Regions from separate parts of the Homo sapiens genome. Here region 1 is linked to region 2. Evidence: chromatin loops called from intact Hi-C (ENCODE). Cell type or tissue: endothelial cell of umbilical vein. All regions are shown on one strand. Each heading gives the region's core, and the rest is flanking DNA. Links, peaks and the distances in the headings are about the cores only. Region 1 overlaps IQCJ-SCHIP1 (IQCJ-SCHIP1 readthrough). Region 2 overlaps IQCJ-SCHIP1 (IQCJ-SCHIP1 readthrough).

The links. Peaks named below come from ENCODE experiments on the same cell type or tissue, not always from the same donor. Only the 100,000 strongest peaks of a DNase experiment are listed, where the experiment ranks them.
Region 1: a loop joins it to region 2, with 6 times the contacts of the local background. A loop is called at or near these places in 1 of 110 quality-filtered maps.

Annotation. Positions count from the first base shown.
Region 1 is chr3:159,076,503-159,087,677 of GRCh38, reverse strand. All of the region lies in intron 1 of IQCJ-SCHIP1 (IQCJ-SCHIP1 readthrough), which reads right to left. All of the region lies in intron 1 of IQCJ (IQ motif containing J), which reads right to left. Among named protein-coding and RNA genes, the nearest start is that of IQCJ-SCHIP1, 13 kb to the right of the region's middle. In endothelial cell of umbilical vein, for the core only: no CTCF peak of the experiment used is centred there; a DNase peak (open chromatin) is centred at 5,017; H3K27ac peaks cover 1,262 bases.
Region 2 is chr3:159,185,307-159,196,481 of GRCh38, reverse strand. All of the region lies in intron 1 of IQCJ-SCHIP1 (IQCJ-SCHIP1 readthrough), which reads right to left. The region is part of intron 1 of IQCJ (IQ motif containing J); the gene reads right to left. Among named protein-coding and RNA genes, the nearest start is that of SCHIP1, 82 kb to the left of the region's middle. RefSeq lists an enhancer at 10,448-10,507. In endothelial cell of umbilical vein, for the core only: no CTCF peak of the experiment used is centred there; DNase peaks (open chromatin) are centred at 4,851 and 6,061; H3K27ac peaks cover 1,424 bases.

The sequences.
Region 1 (11,175 bases), core at 3,200-7,199, 110 kb after region 2:
AATGGATAAATTCCTTGACACATACACTCTCCCAAGACTAAACCAGGAAGAAGTTGAATCTCTGAATAGACCAATAACAGGATCTGAAATTGTGGCAATAATCAATAGCTTACCAACCAAAAAGAGTCCAGGACCAGATGGATTCACAGCTGAATTTTACCAGAGGTACAAGGAGGACTTGGTACCATTCCTTCTGAAACTATTCCAATCAATAGAAAAAGAGGAAATCCTCCCTAACTCATTTTATGAGGCCAGCATCATCCTGATACCAAAGCCAGGCAGAGACACAACCAAAAAAGAGAATTTTAGACCAATATCCTTGATGAACATTGATGCAAAAATCCTCAATAAAATACTGGCAAAACAAATCCAGCAGCACATCAAAAAGCTTATCCACCATGATCAAGTGGGCTTCATCCCTGGGATGCAAGGCTGGTTCAATATATGCAAATCAATAAATGTAATCCAGCATATAAACAGAACCAAAGACAAAAACCACACGATTATCTCAATAGATGCAGAAAAGGCCTTTGGCAAAATTCAACAACCCTTCATGCTAAAAACTCTCAATACATTAGGTATTGATGGGACATATTTCAAAATAATAAGAGCTATCTATCACAAACCCACAGCCAATATCATACTGAATGGGCAAAACCTGGAAGCATTCCCTGTGAAAACTGGCACAAGACAGGGATGCCCTCTCTCACCACTCCTATTCAACATAGTGTTGGAAGTTTTGGCCAGGGCAATTAGGCAGGAGAAGGAAATAAAGGGTATTCAATTAGGAAAAGAGGAAGTCAAATTGTCCCTGTTTGCAGATGACATGATTGTATATCTAGAAAACCCCATTGTCTCAGCCCAAAATCTCCTTAAGCTGATAAGCAACTTCAGTAAGGTCTCAGGATACAAAATCAATGTACAAAAATCACAAGCATTCTTATACACCAATAACAGACAAACAGACAGCCAAATCATGGGTGAACTCCCATTCACAATTGCTTCAAAGAGAATAAAATACCTAGGAATCCAACTTACAAGGGATGTGAAGGACCTCTTCAAGGAGAACTACAAACCACTGCTCAAGGAAATAAAAGAGGATACAAACAAATGGAAGAATATTCCATGCTCACGGGTAGAAAGAATCAATATCGTGAAAATAGCCATACTGCCCAAGGTAATTTACACATTCAATGCCATCCCCATCAAGCTACCAATGACTTTCTTCAAAGAATTGGAAAAAACTACTTTAAAGTTCATATGGAACCAAAAAAGAGCACGCATCGCCAAGTCAATCCTAAGCCAAAAGAACAAAGCTGGAGGCATCACACTACCTGACTTCAAACTATACTACAAGGCTACAATAACCAAAACAGCATGGTACTGGTACCAAAACAGACATATAGATCAATGGAACAGAACAGAGCCCTCAGAAATAACGACACATATCTACAACTATCTGATCTTTGACAAACCTGAGAAAAACAAGCAATGGGGAAAGGATTCCCTATTTAATAAATGGTGCTGGGAAAACTGGCTAGCCATATGTAGAAAGCTGAAACTGGATCCCTTCTTTACACCTTATACAAAAATCAATTCAAGATGGATTAAAGGCTTAAATGTTAGATCTAAAACCATAAAAACCCTAGAAGAAAACCTAGGCATTACCATTCAGGACATAGGCATGGGCAAGGCTTCATGTCTAAAACACCAAAAGCAATAGCAACAAAAGCCAAAATTGACAAATGGTATCTAATTAAACTAAAGAGCTTCTGCACAGCAAAAGAAACTACCATCAGAGTGAACAGGCAACCTATAAAATGGGAGAAAATTTTCACAACCTACTCATCTGACAAAGGGCTAATATCCAGAATCTACAATGAACTCAAACAAATTTACAAGAAAAAAAAAACAACCCCATCAAAAAGTGGGCGAAGGACATGAACAGACACTTCTCAAAAGAAGACATTTATGCAGCCAAAAAACACATGAAAAAATGCTTATCATCACTGGCCATCAGAGAAATGCAAATCAAAACCACATTGAGATACCATCTCACACCAGTTAGAATGGCAATCATTAAAAAGTCAGGAAACAACAGGTGCTGGAGAGGATGTGGAGAAATAGGAACACTTTTACACTGTTGGTGGGACTGTAAACCAGTTCAACCATTGTGGAAGTCAGTGTGGCGATTCCTCAGGGATCTAGAACTAGAAATACCATTTGACCCAGCCATCCCATTACTGGGTATATACCCAAATGACTATAAATCATGCTGCTTTAAAGACACATGCACATGTATGTTTATTGTGGCATTATTCACAATAGCAAAGACTTGGAACCAACCCAAATGTCCAACAATGATAGACTGGATTAAGAAAATGTGGCACATATACACCATGGAATACTATGCAGCCATAAAAAATGATGAGTTCATGTCCTTTGTAGGGACATGGATGAAATTGGAAACCATCATTCTCAGTAAACTATCGCAAGAACAAAAACCCAAACACTGCATATTCTCACTAATAGGTGGGAATTGAACAATGAGAACACATGGACACAGGAAGGGGAACATCACACTCTGGGGACTGTTGTGGGGTGGGGGGAGAGGGGAGGGATAGCATTGGGAGATATACCTAATGCTAGATGACGAGTTAGTGGGTGCAGCACAGCAGCATGGCACATGTATACATATGTAACTAACCTGCACATTGTACACATATACCCTAAAACTTAAAGTATAATAATAATAAAAAAAAAAGAACTTATGCATTCCCCTTGATAACAAGTAACTAGGATGTGCCTCCAAGACCCGAAAGACAGGACTAGAGTAAATCCCCATCAAGACTCAGGATATAAAACCTGGGTCTTAATGGGGTTACCTCCTCTGTCATTTTCATGAGTTTTTCTAGTTTCTGCCAAAACTTGAAATGATCATATTCCTGTGCTTTTATTCAGTGCTTTTCTTTCATGCTGGAGGGAAGGTAACCTCTGGAGTCACATAGACTAGCTCCTCTGATTACCAGCTGTGTGACCCTGGCAAGTTGCTTAACCCTTCTAGGCTTTGGTTTCCTCATCTGTAAAGTGGATATAATAATAGTAGCTACATCATAGGATTGTTGTGAAGAGTGAATAAGGAACATGTCTACAGGATGCACAATGTCTCACAGTGATAGGTCAATTATGTGAGCTCTTATTATGATTATGGCTTTATTCTCACTCGCTGGGCAAGCTCATCAAAGACTTCCCTATTTTTATGCAAACAACTCCCAGATTTACCAATATCTTCAAATTAGTCTTCCATTCTTCCACTCTAAAACTGTCCTAAGAACATGCTACTAGACTTCTAGCTTCTCAAACTCAACATTTCCAAACCGAATTTATCTTCTTTTAGTACACTCATTTTTCTCCCTATTTTTTTTTTTACTTATTTTTAGATAATTGTAGATTCATACAATTTTTGTTGTAGGAAATAATAGAGAAAAATCTTGTATACTCTTTCTCTAGTTTCCCCCAATGATGACATCTTACATAAATATAGTATAATATCACAACCAGAAAATTGATATTGATACAATCCACCAAGCTTAATCAAGTTTCACCAGTTTTACACGCACTGTATATGTGTGCGTGTGGTTTTAGTTCTATATAATTTTATCACATATATGGGTTCATGTAACGACTACCACAGTCCATATACAGAACAGTTCCATCACAAGGATCCCTCCTTTTACCCTTTTACGGCCCACCCGCCTCCTTCCCTCTTCTTTTCCCAACTTGTGGCAACAATGAATCTGTTCCCCATCTATATAATTTTGTCACTCCAAGAATGTTATATGAATGGAATCATACAATATATAATTTTTTGATACTGTTTTTCTTCACTCAGTGGAGAATACCACAGAATGATATTCCAGTTTATGACACACCACAGTTTGACTAACCAGTCACACATTAAAGTATACTGGAGTTGTTTCCAGTTTGGAGCTATTAAGACTAAAGCTGCTATGTACATTTGTGTACAGTTGTTTATGTGAATACAGTTTTCATTTTTGTGAGATAAATGTCCAACAGTGCAATTATACTGTTGCATGGTAAGCACATTTTAGTTCTGTAAGAAATTGCCATATTTTACTCTAGAGTGGTTGTACCACATTATATTCTCACCAGTGTCTGAGTGGTCCAGTTTTTCTGCATCCTCATCAGCATTTGATGTTATCACTACTTTTAATTTTAGCCATTCTGATTTGATACATAGTGATATCCCACTGTCATTTTAATTTGCACTTCACCAATGGCTAATGATGTTGGACATCCTTTCATGTGCTTATCTGCCATCTATATATCCTCTTCAAGTGAAATGTATGTATATGTATTTTGTCCAATTTCCAAAAGGATTATTTGGGTTATTTATGGTTGAAAGAGTTCATTGTATATATTCTAGATACAATTCCTTTGTTAGATATGCCATTTGCAAATATTGTCCCCCAGGCTATAGCTTGTCTTTTTCTTTCTGTTGACAAGGTCTTTCACAGAACAAAAGTTTTTAATGTTGATAATGTCCAATTTGACAGTTTTCTTCTTTTATGAATAGTGCTTTTGGTGACAAGTTTAAGAAGGCTTTACCTCATCCGAGGTTTCAAAATTTTTCTATTTTTGTCTACACTTTTTATAGTTTTCCATTTTACATTCAAGTCTGTGGTCCATTATGAGGTAATTTTTGTATAAGGCATGTGGTCGAGGTTCGTGTTCTTGCTGAAGGATATCAGATTTCTCTCACATTTTGAACAATGACATTGCTATTCACAGAGGGGTTATAGAGCCTGTGGGTCTCCCTCTTCCTTTTCATGTCCTCCCCCATCTAATCTGGTTGTCTCTATCTGTCCCAGAATCATTTTCTTAAAGCCACATCTCATCATGTCACTCTCCTGCATAAACAACTTAGATGGGTATTGACTCATGATGACAGACCTCTAGCCCTTTAGCTGGGCATACACCATTTAGACAACCCAACCACAGCTTCCCTTTCCTTAACCTCCACATATTTGCACAGTGCTTCAGCCACACAGGACACACAAAGGTCTTTCAGAGATGCTTTGCAGATGCCATTTTTCCCCACTACAAAGCCATTTTTTTTTTCCTGGGCCTCTCGCCTCAACACTAGCTGGAAGGTCACCTTTTTCACATATCTTTCCCCTAAAACACTTGCTCCCCTAACTTCCCAGGAAGAATTGCATCCTCATCCAAATTCCCATGAAACTCTCCTTATGCTTCTTTACTGCCTCTGTTTTTTCATCTGTAAAATAGGGCTAACAAAAAAAAAAAACTTATAGAGTTGTTTGGGAACTAAATGAGTTAATACCTGTAAAGCAAATAGAAGCACAATCTAGGCCATAATCAGTGCTCAATACATTTGTTATTGATGTTATAATTTTCATATATCTTTGTTGTATCTTATGTAATAGTTTATTATAGATACTTTTTCTAAGTTGGTTATTTATTCTTCTTCTCTACCAGGTTGTGTAAGATTTTCTATAGCTCCTCTTACTTTCCCACAATGTTAGTACATCATAGATTTTGATGAACATTTGAACTAAATTGGCTGTTCAAATTTAATAAGCCAATACAATGAAAAAAATAACTGACCTTTCCCCTTGAATCAACAAGTTGTTTTACTGAACTAATTATTTTGGCAGTTAATGGACATCCCTCCACTTCAATTTTTGTTTTGTTTGAATACAAGCATGAGGGTTAAATGAATTGCTGAAATACAAGATGATCAGATTATTTATTAATGACAGAAAAGTATGTTTATTCTACTTAAGTCTCTCCAATAAGACAATACTCTTTTTTGTTTAAGGGCAAAAATTACACTAACTCTAATAGACAGGGAATATTGGGTTCTTCTTCATTTTGCATTAAAATCATACTTTCCCCACATTCTTGGAAAAAGTCGTATTCGGAAGGACTGTGAAGAAGAGTTAGAATAGATGAACATTTGGGTAAAGAAGAAGAATATAAATTATATTGGAGAAGGTGATGGAAATGGGAAGGATTTGGTCAACCACACTGAAAAAATGATGTGCTCATTTGTAGTTGGTAGCTATATAAAAATAAAACCATCTAGAAAAGCAACAGTATACTTTTATACCACTGAAGAATCCCAGAATATATACACAATTAACTACAAAAAGAAATCTCAAAATCTCTCGAATGCTGTATTGGCAGTATTTTTGGTGGTTCCTCCTGCCACAAAGCCTGGCTCTGATATCAGCATTCACCCTCCCCAACCTCAGGTGAATCTTGGCCTAAGTCATTCCCAATGCCAATGTTTGGTTTAGGAAGGGGCCTATGGCACAGTCCTGGGCAATGAGGCGCCAGAGAGAGTCTACTGGGAAGTTTGTCTTGCTCTTACAAAAGAAAACGGATGTGTGAGGAGGAGCCATTTCATTTTCCTGTCTCTGTATTCATGAAGATGTTGCACTCAGAGCTTCTGAAGTCATCACACAATAAAAGACACCTACAAGACAGCACTGAGAATGGCAGAGCAGCAAGATGGGGGACTTGAGTCCATGATGAAATCACTGAGCCTCTGAAAAAAGGCAGGAGTCTCTCTGTCTCAGGATATCTTGTTACCTAAGACAATAAACTCTTTATTGTCTGGCCAGTTTAGCAGATTTTCTGTTTCTGGCCTACAAAAGTTTCTAAACAGACTCAGCATTCTGAGTGCTCTAAGTAAACCTGACATACTGATTTTAAGAGGAAACCTGCAGTTTAGTTGGCTAAATACTTACAATCACTATTCTAGAGGAGAGACAGTCAGACTTCTACAACCAGTGAGAAGGAACAGTATAAAGAACACAGACTCCCGAAGCAGGGAGCCCAGGTTCAAATCTCACCTTTGCAGCTCACTAGCTGTGTGGCCTTAGGCAAGATACTTTATTTGACTGAATTTCTGTTCTTTCACTGTAAAATGCCTACGGCAATACCTACCTCATAAGTTGGTAGGGTATATTAAATCCAATAATGTAATAATAAACGGCCTGTCAAATAGCAACCCAAATAAATGTTAGTTTCTCTTCCCCTAATTAATCCTTTGCCAAGATGAAACACTAACGCGGTTTATTAGACCAATTATTCAGATGCCTTCTTTCCAGCAGGAATTACTCTGACAGCGGGGCTGGTGTCATCAAGAGTAATTTCTGCTGAAAAGGTTCCAATCTTCATGTTTCTACTGTGAAGCCTAGTGTGGTGGAGAAGGGATCAGGCAGGGTTACTTCCAACCATAGAGAAAATTGATGTGATGATAACCACAGTGGAAGAGTTTATACGCCCCTGACTGTTTTATTCTCACACCTTAAAAAGGGTATGTGGGTGGAATTAATGGGTTCCAGGGAAGTGTGCTCATAGTAACTTTTCCTCCAAATTATTTCTACATTTTCCATTATATTCCACCAAAAGCAAAGTTTATTCTACTGATCATGATTACCAAGCTCCTAAATAGAATTAATTAACATACTGTCTTAAGATATATTGTGTTTGGATTATAAAAACAAAAGTAGGAGTTGGTGTCAGCAAGAAATCTTCTTTATTTCTGGTGCAGCAATACAGTCTATTGTAAAGGTATTCAACTTTTGCAATAAATAAATGGAAGTCATGTTTACCTAAATAGTCATTAATCATATGCTTGTACTAATAATGAGGGTAAAATTGGCAAATTTAACTGGAAGACAATTTGACATCAAAACCCTTTAAAATGCATTTACTCTTTGACCTAAAAATTCCACTTTTAGGAATTTATTTTTTATAAAAAAATAAAGATTTGTGCAATAATTTTTCAAGAATTTTTCTTGCAGGAAGAAAACAACCTAAGCATTTAAGATCCAAAGATTAAATTATGGAATGTCTACCCGATCAAATACTAAGCAACCATTGAAAATGAAATCATAGGAAAAAATGTATTGACATGGAAAGATGTACATGATATATTCCTAGATTTTGAGAGGTCATAAACTGTGCATTCAGTGCTTTAGAGTTTTCGTTAAAACATATTTATTTTTTAAAGTTTCAATGGCTATATACCAAAATGAATATGAAATGCTTCTAAGGATTTTTATTTTCTTTCATCTTGATTCTGTATATTTTTTTCAGTAAGTATAAACTGTGTAATAAAGAAAAATAATTTTTAAAAACTCAGATGAGAAATTAGTAAAATACTTTTAAGCTAAATAGCTAGCAAATAGACCTTTCATTGCTTATTATCTAGATTCTGAACTCTGGCTTCTCAGATTTCAGCCAAAATCTGATTTTTAAAGTTGAATTTTAGGAGGCTAAAGACCAACTCCCCAGAGCAAGAAGATCATCAGGTTGCCCTTTTAGGGGAGGTGACTGCTCCCTCGTCTTACTGTTGATCATAAACTGGAAAGGTGGTGAACTCTGTTTTAAACTGGGGGTATTCTCTTCAGTCAGAAATGCCCAAGCCCCCACAATGACATGCAGGGAAGTTTAAAGTAGCTTTCCTGCCCATGCTTAGTTGGTTCTTTGTGTTTCCAGGGAAGAATCCTTCAAAACAGAAGAAGCTGATTGGCACCCACTCTGGAATGCAGCTCCTGGCTGTCACCTCCAAGTAGACAAAAGTTCTGGCCTCTATCAGAACCCTGCCTGCCACAATGACCTGGACCCTGATTTAGTTATCATATTATTAATAATTATTATTGCCATGGGTGTTTATTGACCCTCTGCTATCTACCATGCACTTTGCCAAGCACTTTTCACACATTATTTCATTTAAAATCTTAACAGCAGCCATGGAAGGTTAAAGCTATCATTATCCTCATTTTATAGATGAGGAAACAGTTTGCCCAAGATTATATGGCTAGTAAGGACTAGAGGCAAAATGAGAAACTAGATCTACCTGGATTTTATTAGAGGTTCCTTAACCAATTAAATTAGGATGTTTATAATTCACTTTGGGGAGAAAGTTCAATTTGCCATTCCTGGGTCTTTCTAGACCAGAGTTAAAAGTAATTCCAAGAAAATACTAAACCACTTCACATTTCACAACCATAGGAGTGATTCTTCTGTATAGCCATGCCCTTGACTGCTGGTGGCAAAAAAAAAAAGGCGGGGGGCGGGTGGGCCAAGACACAGCCAAGAGTCCTTCTGTGTTCAGCTCCATGCTGACTTGCTTGTCACTTAACTTTTCCAAACCTCAGATCCCTATGTAGAAAATGAACTTTATTCTTGTCCTAAATACCTTGTTTGTGAGTATCAAATAAGACAATGTGTGTATAGGTACTTTTGAAAGTACAAAGGGCAAGGAACCTTGATTACTCCTCATGCAAATTACTTCCACCCTCAAAACCCAAAAGCAATGTAACTTTTATATAGCATTTTGCAAAAGACCGAGTGAGGGGTTTTAGAAATACAGACAAACCTTAATGTAAAAAAGTCCCCTGTGTAATATTTCCCCATGTTTAGCATTAATAAGTCCTGAGGAAAAGTCATTGACTCAATGCTCCTTGCCCCCATCTAATGCTTTTGATTTAATGTTTCCTCTCTAAGTGCATGAATTTTTGAAATGCAGGAAATTTTGCCACAGGACTTAAGAGTCTCCTGTGACTTGATGTTAAGGTATTTCCTTAGTCATTTTGGTCTGTGCTCCCTGGGAGCAAATTAGAGCTTTGGCCGTGAGTTGATACACGTCCTGTTTTAACTAAAGATGATAGTTGGCTCAATTACTCAAAAATATTACATCAAGGCTTAGGATTACATTTGCAAGAAGGACTAATTTTTTAAAAAAACTAATATATGGCAGTAAAGGGAACAAAGGAATTTTTTATTGACTATTTTTAAAAATAACTTTTTTTAAGTTGTAAAAGCAATATATGCCCATGTTTTAAAATTCAAAGAGGGTACATAAAGTGAAATGGAAAAGTACTCACTCCACATACATTCTACTTTCAATGGTAAACACCAGTTTCTCATACATGCTTTGAGAATTTTACTATGACTATACAAGCAAATGGATGTAAATATATAACTATTTTTAACACAGTATCATTCATGCTATAGACTGCCCCCAAAATGCTTTTTTCCTAAAAGTATGTTTGTATACTTTTTAATATTCTCATGTATTGCTCAGTTTTAAGCTCTCTCCTCTGCAGTATTCCATTGCATGGATATAACATAAATTATTTCAATATTTTTCTCTGGCTGAATACTTAGTTGTTTATGGATTTTTAATAACACAAACAATGCTGCAACCAAAACTTCACCACATGTCTTTGCTCAGTTATGTGAGCTCACCTGTAGAAAAATTCTTATAAGTAAAATTGATAGGTCAAAAGGGAGGTGCTAATCAAGTGTTGATAGATTTTTTAAATGCAAATTACCATCTAAAGCTGGTTGTACTAATTTGCTTTTCCCCCACACTTACTATTGAGAGCCCCGCCTTTGCCAACAATGGGTATAGATGATATGAGAACCTATTAAACTAAGATGGATACTATCAATTTTCAGCAGACACTGGATTAAAACAAGTATTGTTTTAGGTCTTAGATAACAAGAAACTGGAAATGCCTGCCCCTAAATGTACTGTGAATCTCCAGGCCTTGAGCTCTGAGAAGAAATCACGTTGAAGTGAAATAAATCTCAAAAGAGGGGCTTAACACTCATGGAGTGTCTATTGCATGCCAGGCACTGTTCTAAGTACTTTATATACCTTAAGTCTCCTATAATTCCCAACCACCCTATTAAAAAGGTGCTTTAGTCATTTCCATTTTATAGACAAAAAAACTAAGGCACAGAGAAGTTAATTCCCCAAGGTCACTCGGCTGATAAATGATAATGCTCAGATTTGAGCCTAGGAAGTTTGGGTCCAGGGTCAGGTGCTTTTATCCACTTATGCATTCTGTCTCTGTGCTCCTAATGATATGCTAAACACATTTATTGAATACCTACCCTATGCCAGGACTGACACATGCACCATCTTATCCTCACAGCAATACTAAGAAGTATTATTCCTGTTCCAGAGATATTAAAGTGGCTTTCCAAAGTGACAGCAAGGGGATGTGCACTGGGGCATGTCTGATTCCAAAGCCTGTATTTATTCCACTACACCATGCTTCTTTTTAGGAACTAGTTGTCATAATATTCATTTTACAGATAAGA
Region 2 (11,175 bases), core at 2,457-6,456:
CAGATATTCTGACTGAATTGTTCTGGCATGTGGCCTGAGTGTTGGGAGTTTTAAAAGGTACCCAGGCAATTCTAACAGATACCAATTTTGGGAGCCGTATCCCTAAAGAAAGACACTAAAGACCTAGGATTTCTTATTTTAAAATGGGCTCCATCCATTAAAATGTAGATTCAAATGTAAATTCTAACAAAGTCCTTTTTTTATAACATTATTATATATCAGAGACTTGTTAGAAGATACAATAAAAATAATAGCTACCATTTGCTAGCAATTGGAGTGAAATACTGTACTGATTGTGAGCATGGGCTCTGAAATTAGGCGTAGGTTCAAATCACAGCTCCACTACTTACTTAGCTGTGTGGATTTGGGAAATTTCCTTATGTTATGTTGCTGTATTTTACTTTCCTCATCTAAAAAATGGGGATTATATCACTATTTGCCACACAGGGCTAATTGTAGGGTAAGTATACTAATGTGTGAAAATAACTTAGAACAGTGTTTGGCATACAGAAAACATTTAATAAAGGTTTGCTATGATTATCCTGATTGTCACCATTGGGTGTTTATCCTATGCAAGACACTGTACTGTCCACTTAATAAGCAACAGGTTGAATTACTGAGATATTATTGGTGTCTTGTCTTTCTGCTACTGAGGACCCATCAACAAAAATAGACTAATTTTCCTTTTTCTTCTCAAGAGATGGTCTGATAGACCTTCAAGTCTCAATTGCACTACGGGGGTGATAGCTTTTATGTTTCAGGCTCAACTGGGAAGATTAAGCTGGTCTATACCAGGATGCTGAAGAATCAGGCTGAGTACTTAATCGTAAGGATACCTGTGTTCAGAGAAGGCTGAATTCACTACCCTAGCAAGTTTACAACAGAAGAGTAAGGTACTGTTTGGGAAGAAATAAGACCCTGAAACTTGTAATAGGGACATCAGGTCTGGCATATTTGAAACTCTTGGAACTCCAGATCACACTGAACCATTTAAGCTTACAGAAGAGGCCCAGTCCTCCCTGTTAAAGGCTACCACTCCTCCATTGTTTGACCATAATACTGCAGACTATTTACTTGAAAAACAATATGGGCTTCATCAGTGTCTACCCCCATCTCCTCTCTTGGCCACCAAACCAATAACCAGGGTCAAGCTCTAACATAACCAGCTGGAGAAGCACTGGGTCTTCTAAGAGAAGAAAGGCACTATGCCCTGAAGGAGCACAGGACCTAGCAATACATACCAGCAGAGTCAGCACAGTATGTAGGACTGGATCCTCAGGGTGCTGGATCAAGGAGTACAAATGAGGTTGAATTAAGGAAGAGTTTATAGATATGGAAACGTGCTCCAGTGATACAGATTTTTTTTTTTTTGAGACAGAGTCTTGCTCTGTCACCCAGGCTAGAGTGCAATGGCGCAATCTCAGCTCACTGCAACCTCCGCCTCCCGGGTTCAAATGATTCTCATGCCTCAGCCTTCTGGGTAGCTGGGATTACAGGCTCATGCCACCACACCAGGCTAATTTTTGTACTTTCAGAAGAGATGGGGTTTCACTATGTTGGCCAGGCTGGTCTCAAACTCCTAACCTCATGGTCTGCCCACTTCGGCCTCCCAAAGTGCTGGGATTACAGGCGTGAGCCACCACACCCAGTCGTGATACAGAATTTAAATCCTGCCAAGGACTTTGGGGGATGGTAATAATACCCTTGTAGGATGACTCTAGGAAGCTTGCATGGTTCACAATAAGTCATGCCATAATTGCCATGGCAGAAGATGGAAGAAAAGATCAAATGGTTCAAAGAAGTAGGATGCTAAAATAGATATACTATGCAAGGCTAGAAAACCCATCAGTCAACTATGTTCAGTGAACCCAGAGGGATCAAAGGATACTCTGAGCATCTAAAATGATAAGAAATGCACTGCTAATCAAGCTACAAGCACATCAAGAAGCTTGACAGTGGCCACCTTCTCTAATCTAGGGCTAATTGTAGGAGATATTGTTATAGAACAACAGTGTTGGGCTCCCTTACAGCAATGGATCTGACAGGAATCATCAGAAACAAGGTGGGTACAATTATCATAGCAAATGGCGAAGTCAGAATGGCTACCAGTGGCACTTAACATACAGAGAGCTATCGACATGGTTAATATAATGCAGTGTCTCCAGGGCAAGATAGACGGGCAGCCAACCAGGATATTGATGGCCAAGTAATCAAGAGAAATTAAGGATGGATTATCAGGAGGTCAAGGGTAATTCTTCAGTAAAAATCTCTCACACAATTTTCATCAATTTCATATCTGAGCAAGTTTTCAGACTAGAGCCCATTGATTGAAGAAGAGGCTGAGTTACAGAGCAAAAGGATTTTGTAACACCACAGCAAGTGTGTATGGTAATTACTTCCTCAGTTCTTCCCCCAAAAGACCTATGACCATTTACTCAAGTAACCATACACAGAGGGAAGAGGAATATCAAAATGTCTGAAGGGTTTTTGGACATCTATACCCCTTGAAAATCAAGTAGACAGGATTTGATGTAAGTCAGCATCTGTCATCAGCCATACCAGTTTTGGCACAACAGTCACAAAACAAAATATCCATGGTGGTAGAGTTGGAGAGTACACATAAGCCAGACATCATGAGGTCCCTTGTACTAAGTCTTATCTAGATTTCACTGCTGACCAACGTCCCGCCTGCCAGTGAAAAGGACCAGTGATCCTCCATATGGCACTATCCCTTGAGAAGACCAAATATCCAACTGGTGGCAAGTTGATTACATTCTAATAGAAAGGGGTAGTGAATAATTTTGACTGGAATTAACACATATTTTGGGTATAGATTTTCTTCCTTTGCTCATAAGTTCTTAGCCTGTACCACCATACAAGATTCTTACAGAATCTTTGATCCACCAACATGGAACCACACATAACATCACATTAAACCAAGTAAACCACTTTAGAGTGAAGCAGAGTTGGGAAGAGGTAGAAATACTCAGCAGCAGAGGGCATACTCATATGGGTATACTCAGATGAGTATGGGACCACTGCTCCTATCACATATCAAACATCCCAGAAGCTGCTGGACTCAGCTGACCTTTGGAAGACTCCCTGAGGTATCAGATTGGAAATAACACCTTTCAAGGCCAGTACACCACCAGTACTTAGAATATATGGATCTAGAATCATTAGGTAGATGGAGAAGTTGTCCCACTATCATCACTGTTAGTAACCCACTTGGTGAAATTGTGTCTCATCTTCACAACTCTAAGCTCTTTAGGTCTGTAGGTCTTGGTTTGCAGAGAGAGATATTTTCCGCAGACCATGTGTCTACTAGGGTATCTGTCAGTACTCTCCTACCCAATTTTGAAGGTCAAATGTAGCAGTTACGGACTGAAAAGGATGGTGACCAGTGTTTAAGACCCCTTAGAGATGACCGTCTGGGTTGCCTCACAAGATAAGCCACTTTGACTTGCAAAAGTGCTAGCTGAGGATGAGAGGAAACTAGAATGGATCTTAGAGGAGGTAAATGGTGAGAGTCAGCTGTGACCCTAAGACCAGCTGCATTGCAGGGCTGAGGTTCTTCTTCTAACCTTCTTCTTGTAAGCTTCCCCTTGAGAGAGGCTAACCAGAATTCTTGAGGACCTGTTCCCAGATGAGGTAACTTAATATTTCAAGACAGTGAACCTGAGCATGCAAGGAATAACCTGTAGTGCATGCTGTGGTGTGTTGTCCAGGCCACCCTTCAGGACCAAGACACACATTTCCCCAGACGCCAGGCAATGGCCACTGATAATGCACAATATAATTTCTCTAAGGAATTGCTCTTGGCTGAAGAGGGCCTCCTTGCCTAAGGTTCCGCCCCCTTCTACAGGCAATCAACTGCAATGGCTGATCAAAAACCAGGTCCTTTTGTCTCAACTCCAAATAACTCTGAAGGGCCATGCTAGCTCCAGAGTTCCCAGTAGGACTAGCTGAGGTCTTTGTCACAATTGCTTCACAGTTCAATTTCTACCTCTCCGCAACTCTGCTTCCTTCACTCTCTTATGTATGTGGTTCATAAAACCACTCCCCAAGAAGTTCCCTGCATGCAAATATCCATCTCAGAGTATGAGGGACTGGACCTATAGCACCAGGATACAAGTTTTGTATGTAATGAACACAAGAAAAACTGCCCTCCACCCCAAAAATTGCCCTTGATAGGAGAGGTAATGCCTGGATTCTAAAAAGAGATCTGTCTCCAAAGCACATAAATTATCAATAACATTTAAACAGAGAGAGATGCCAGGGAGAGTATGCCTAAAGAAGCCAAAATTCTGATTTTTACCAACAAGATCATCTAGAAAGTCACCTTGGACAGCAAAGTCTCACTAAAGCTTTTGGCATAGTCATGCATGAACTTTTCTAAGAGCATAGATTTTGCTCTCACCTCTTGAACTTATAGGACTGTCACTTCTCTGAGGAGGAAAGGTCAGTTTCCTAAGGGAAATCATTTTCTGATGAAAATGTATGGAAGGGTTTCAATGGCTTCACTGGTCTCCTTTATGGAGGAATGTACCAAAGATACCAACAGGAAAATCATCATAATGATAAAATACAGATTTCTATATAGTCCCTAATGGGAAGAATGGGAAACAGAGCTTGTGTCCAACTGCCTCCGTTTCTCAAATAGAATTTTTAACCTTGGCCAGAGTATTTCCAGAATGGCTTTATACTAACTTGTACCAGAGATAAAATCTCCCTGCTAAAATAGCTATAATATTAGTCACCTTAGGGGGATGCTGTCAGGCTTTGTAAAGTACTTTGTAGCTCCTCAGATAAAAGCAGAGATAAAGCTGCAGTGTTATTATTTCTCAACTTGGAGGGCTATTTGGCTAACCCTCTGCATGAACTCACTCTAATAAACTGACTCAAAGCCTTATATAGGCTATAAATCCCATCGCCCACTTCATTTCAGCAATGACAGGGAAAACACGATGACCACTTGTTCTGTCGGCCTCAGGAAGTATCACCCTCCCACCCTGAGGAAAAATCAAAACTGAGCAATGAATTTCAGATGGTGTCTAATGAGATATACCATTTCTGTCCCCCAAATCCTAATGTCTTTAGACAAAATCATCTTAGGTCCTCAGTCTGTAAACCAAGATGCTCCATGATCCAACCCCAGCCTCCTCCTCCTCATCTTCATCATCTTAACTGAGGCAGGGATGGCTAACTGTACACCTAAACCCATGCTCCTCCAACCTGAGCCTAGAGAAGGTGCTGGGAAGCCTCCGTCTAGCCAGGAACTGTGTTTCTCACTACCTACTGCATCCAACTAGGGCTGCAGAACCCGTTTCCACCAAAAAAAGAAATGTTATTTTCAGGCCTATGTAAAGGCTAGGAGGAGTTGCGTTTTCCCCACTCCAATTGCTGTTGACTACATGTCAAGGGCACTGAGATTCCTGGGGGCAGTAAAGTCATTGAATTCAAGAATCCCTGAGAATAGGAACATCCGCATAAGACTGAAATATGACTAAAAATAGATATTTATTGTGTTAAGCATTGCAATGTGGAGGTTTATTTGGTACAATGTCTAATGTTCCCCTAACTATACAAGAACACCTTTTGAGCCACTGCTATGTGCTAGGAACTTTTCCAAGAACTTAACCTAAATATCTTTTACTCCTGACATTAAGCCTACAGGGTAGCTACTATTATTATCCACATTTCTCATATTGGAAAATGAGGCATGGAAAAGTTCAGCAAAATGTCCAAGGTAGCAGTGAAGCTAGAACCGGGACACAGGTCCATCTCAGTTCAGTGCTGCATCCTTAATGACCCCAGGATGCTGACTCCATTGACCTCCCTTCAGCTATAGCTTCATCCAAGTATGTACCTCACGGCTGTCTTACTGCCAGGAATGACTTTCCTTTCATCCCTCAATTCCTGTCAAATGCAACAAGGCACTGCTAAACTTCCAGCTGCCTCTGAAGCAGTCCTTCCTACTTATGATTCATGCGCCTCTCCTCAGCTTCACCTTAACACTCATGTGTCCTTCCATTACCAGAGAAGAATGCATTCCCTAATGAGACTGTAAATCTCGGAAGTCAGCACTACCAAATCTAGCCCAGAGCTTTAAACATGCCCTGGCAGAAGTAGGTGCTCAGGAAATGTTTGCTGAATTGAAAACTTGCATTTGAAACACAGGGCAGTGAGACAGATGGCTGTTTTTCTTGATTATATGCTGAGAGAACTGCAAGATCCCAGGATCAAATGATGGCACAAATCCAGAAGAGTCTTGGTTGAGAAAGGAGAGGTTTTTCCACCCACTGCAGCTGAGCAGGGTGCTAATCCTCTGGTCACACACAGGGAACTGGTACTTAGGGCCAGCCACGTATCAGGAACACTGGGATGGAAGGGATCCTGCCTAAAACTGTATCTATCCTCCATGCCATAGACACAGTTCATTGAGGCCTGAATCTTTATGATTAAGGGTTCACTTCTTGACAAAGGGTGAATATTTTCAGGCATTCCTATCTTGATACAAATGGGTTTGTTAGGCCCTTTCCTGAGTGAGTTTTGAAGAACCCTAGCATAAGTGCAGACTTGAGGAGGGAGAGATCAGAATTCAGCAATGAGGGGAAAGAACAGTTAGGACTTGGAAGTCCAGGTTTGCCTGCTTCACAGGAGTGCTCATGGTTTGTCTGAGCCTGAGATTGGATCCACAGAAGATCAGACACCTCTTTTCAGAAGGGGAACGACTAGTGACGGCCTCTCTGCCTTATCCAAACCTGAGTCTTCTTGAAAGAGGATTAAAAATTCCTACTCTTGGCAAAGACTAAACACCAATGTTCTTTGGCAAAGATGCTGTGGTGGGTGGGAGTATATCAGCCACTAAAACGACCCTAGGGCAGCAAAGTACACACAATTAGTTTCTAGAGCTTCATTGTCTACTCCAATCAGTTTCAGGAATCACCTGTCACCATCTCCCTCTAGTGCCAGAGAATGAAGTTTGTGCAGAGTAAAATGATGAAAGAGCCAAAATTTGCTAGAACAATACTGGTCTTGAATGTTCCAGTGCTAAAGGTTATAGGGGCTGTTAGCAAACTGTAAAGGACTAAACGTTGATTTGTTAATTATAGATAGCTAAACCAAAATAAACAATATTAGCAATCCTTGTCCCCTTGTCCCCAGCCTCAAAGGGTATGAAAAATGCAAATATATCTATATAACTTTTTATCATGTACTTGAACTGCACCCTCTCTTTCTAAATTTACCTTTCCTTTGGCAGGATGAAGCAAGTTACCCGTAGTCACTATTATTTATTTGGCTAGTAGTTTTCCCTCCCAAACATACCACCATAGATGGCTATCTTCTGCATCCTACTCTCTATCATGTCAAAGTTCTGCCCCATAATGTGGAACCTTACAGAGGCTTGCATCTATAGTATGAATTCAGATGTGCCATGAAGTCCCCAAAGGCTAAATACAATATTCCCTCTCCCAACCCCATCACTACGTCCTCCCCCACAACTGAACCTGTAATTTCATGCTCAGAGCACTGTCCCCTCTGGCTTCAGATTCTAGTTTAAGGTATAAATGCTCATGAAGGGAACATTCCTAAAACCATTAAATGAACTGAGAATACAAAAGTCAGCTTTTATTATTCAACGAATAATTTCCCCAACTCCTACTATGAGCTGGGCACATTGATTTGGTAAAGTTAACCCTAGATTTTAAGTCACAAGGAGAAGGGGGAGATACCAAGGCAAGTAAGAGAACTGCCACAGCCAAGACAGGATGACTAGATGTAATAAAGTATCCTGAATGGAAGCCTCAAAAAGAAAAAGACATTAGGCAAAAATAAAATCTTAGAGTACAGGCCGTACTTAATAATAATGTCTTAATATTGGTTCAGTAATTGTAACAAAAGTACCATAAAATGTAAAATGTTAATAATAGGGGAAATTGGGACTGGGAATAGGGGAAATATGGGAACTCTATGTGCTCTTACCAATCTTTTATGTAAATCTAAAGCTGTTCTTAAAAATAATTTTTGTTGTTTTTTTGTTTTTTGTTGTTGTTTTTGTTTTTGTTTTGAGATAGAGTTTCACTCTTGTTGCCCAGGCTGGAGTGTAATGGCGTGATCTCGGCTCACTGCAACCTCCACCTCCCAGGTTCAAGCAATTCTCCTACCTCAGCCTTCCAAGTAGCTGGGATTACAGGCGTGTGCCACCACACCCGGCTAATTTTGTATTTTTAATAGAGACAAGGTTTCACCATGTTGGCAAGGCTGATCTCGAACTGCTGACCTCAGGTGATCCACCCGCCTCGACCTCCCAAAGTGCTGGGATTACAGGCATGAGCCACAGCGCCCGGCCAAAGTATTTTTTTAAAGTGAAAGAAAGAAAAAGGCTGAGAGCACCAATGATGGTGGCAGAGGCATCCATAACTATTCCTGTTCAAATAGTGCCCAAATTTCCTTTAAAAAAATCACCTCTCTGGTCGGTAGCTTGGGTGGACTGACCCATGCCCAGCGCCGGTGGAAGAGTTCTCATTGGCTTAAGCCTAATAGTGTCCCACCCACCCAGCCACAGTGATTGGTTTAAAATAGGTCATGCAGCCAATCAGAGCAGCGGGATTCCAGGTCCTGCTTGCTGAAGCCTTAGGGAGGAAAAGCTTTCACTCTCAGGACAAGAATGTGAGAATTATGGGGCGTCAGATGCTACACCTCCCTTGTGACCATGAAGAGAAGGACACCGATGGACACTGTGAGACACAGCTCACATCCAAAGGGAACTATGCTGAAAAACGGACCCTGGTGCCATCCTTCGAGCTTCCCTGATAACGTCTGCCGTTAAGAAGAGCGACTTCTAGGTTCCTGCCATCTACAGCATGGACAATTCCAACTCATCCTATGGACTGACAGTTACAGCATGGCTTGTGGCCGCCTGACCGCGCGGAGCATGGTGCACCAGGAGCGAAGCCCTGCCGTGTTGGTCACAGGACCTGTAGCAGAGACAAGTTCGTTGAAAAGGACGTGTAGTCACAGCTTTAATAGTGCTTGCTTATGAATTTGAAAGTAGAGCAACAAGTCGAATGAGGTAGCGTTAGGCAATAGGCCCCTTGGTTTCATTCCAAAGAGTCTATCAAAAGCAAGTTATCTTCCAGTTCTGGGCCAGACCAAGTAGAGGTCAAAAGTCCAAGGCCTTATTTGGGTTCTGTATTGGGTTTTCAGCCAAGAATAAAAAGCTGGCCCTTTATGGGCCTCAGAGGCAATAGCCTTTTCTCTCTGTTCACCCTATATTCATTCTCAGGGCTTAGCACATCAGCAAGTTTCTAATAAGAGCTCAGTAAATACATGCTGAATAAAATAAATGCTGAAAATGCTTTTATTTAACTGTAGAATACGTTATCTAGATTTTTAAAAATTCTGTTATAATAGCTTGTCTAATCCAGTGTCTTCAAAGCAGAAACTTTGAGGCAAATCACAAGACTGGATGCCCAATGCCAACATTTTAATGGGGAGCTCAATAAAGTTCTCAAAACTCATCACCTGAGCTACAGAATGCCCTCACCTCGAGGCTTGTTTTTCACTCTTCAGAAACCTAGCCATATGATTCAAGAAAGCCTTTCAAAGATGACCAGTCTGACATCCCGTTTTCTCTCACCAGCAGCATGTTCAAAAGTGCTGTGCTGGTTTAGACCTGCTAGTTCAGATTGATGAGTGAGAAATTTGCTGCTGTCATTAACTGCACCTTGCTAGACAGGAAGCAACTTTTTAAAAATAGCAATTCAGTATGTTGAAGAAAGAAAGTAAGACAGAACAATAACAGTCACCTTTCCTCCCATCTGAATTTACTGAGCCAAGAGCATGAGCACATTTTCTGCTGCTCAAAAGTAATGGCTGTCTCCTTAATAACATCTAGAGCATGTGGGGTGATTGACCTGCGCTTGACTGGGGCTTCTACTTGCTGATTCTGAATAACAGATGCATAAGGGGTTCAAATTAGTCTTCCACAATGTTTGGATTTTGTGAAGTGTTTGAAATGCTTGTCTTACTGTTAAGGAAACAACTCACAGAACTAAATGTAACCAGATGGGCCATGTGAAACACCATATTTGAAGGATTAGTTTAATTATGATTTAGGATCCTAAAAATTAGAATGTATTCATCCAGCCATCACCTACCTATTCAAAAAGTCCTTCATTCCTTCCTTTATTCATTCACTAGTCTTAATGTCCACTAAATAGTGTGGCATTTATGTCATGCTAGGTGCTGGGGATATACAATTACTCTGGCTGACATAGACCAATCAGACTCACCCCATACCCTAAAGTTCATCCCTCACTAAGTCAACCTTCACTGTAGCATTTATTTGCTTAACTGTTTATTGTCTCTCTCCCCTTCTCCATTAAAATTTCCATCCTAGTCCCTATCGCCCTGCCCTGTCAGCCCTTGATAGGTAAAGGTAACCATGGTGGTTTTTAAACATGCCCACAAATTCTGTAATACTCTTCTCTTCAAAAGTTGGAGTCTAATTCCCCTTCTGTTAAAAATGGTCTAGAGTTAGTGACTTCCTTCTAGCAAATAAAATATAGCAGAAGTGAGAGTCTGTGACTTCCCCAAGATGAGGTTTTAAAATGCTTGTGGCCTCCTCCTGGTTCTCTCTCTTAGAGCTCCTGCTCTGGGGAAGCCAGATACCATGTTTTGAGGACAATCAAGCAGCTTCATGGAGAGGCCTACAAAAATGAAGAATTGAAGCACCCCAGCAAGTGAAGAACTGAAGCCTCTTGCTAAAAGCCGGAAAGGAATTGAGGCCTCCTGCAAATAATCATGTGAGTGTCATTTTGAAAGTGGATCTTCAAGCCTCAGTCAAGCAATTTCATTGCAGATACTGAGTCAGAACCACTGACTAGCACATTCTTGAGTTTCTGGCCCCGAGAAACTATGAGATAATAATAGTTTTCTGTTTTGAATTGTTAAGTTTTAAAATAATTTGTTATGCAGTAATAAAAAACTAATATGACAATGGTCTAACAACCATAGCTTTGATGAATATAGTGGATTGGCACTCAGGATCCTTTCTATCCTTCTTTTAGACTGCCCACCATACCACAGAGACTAGAATGCTGAAAAACACACTATTACTACATTTTAGAAACTCCCTTGCAGCTAGGATTCAAAGAGTGTTTAGATTCT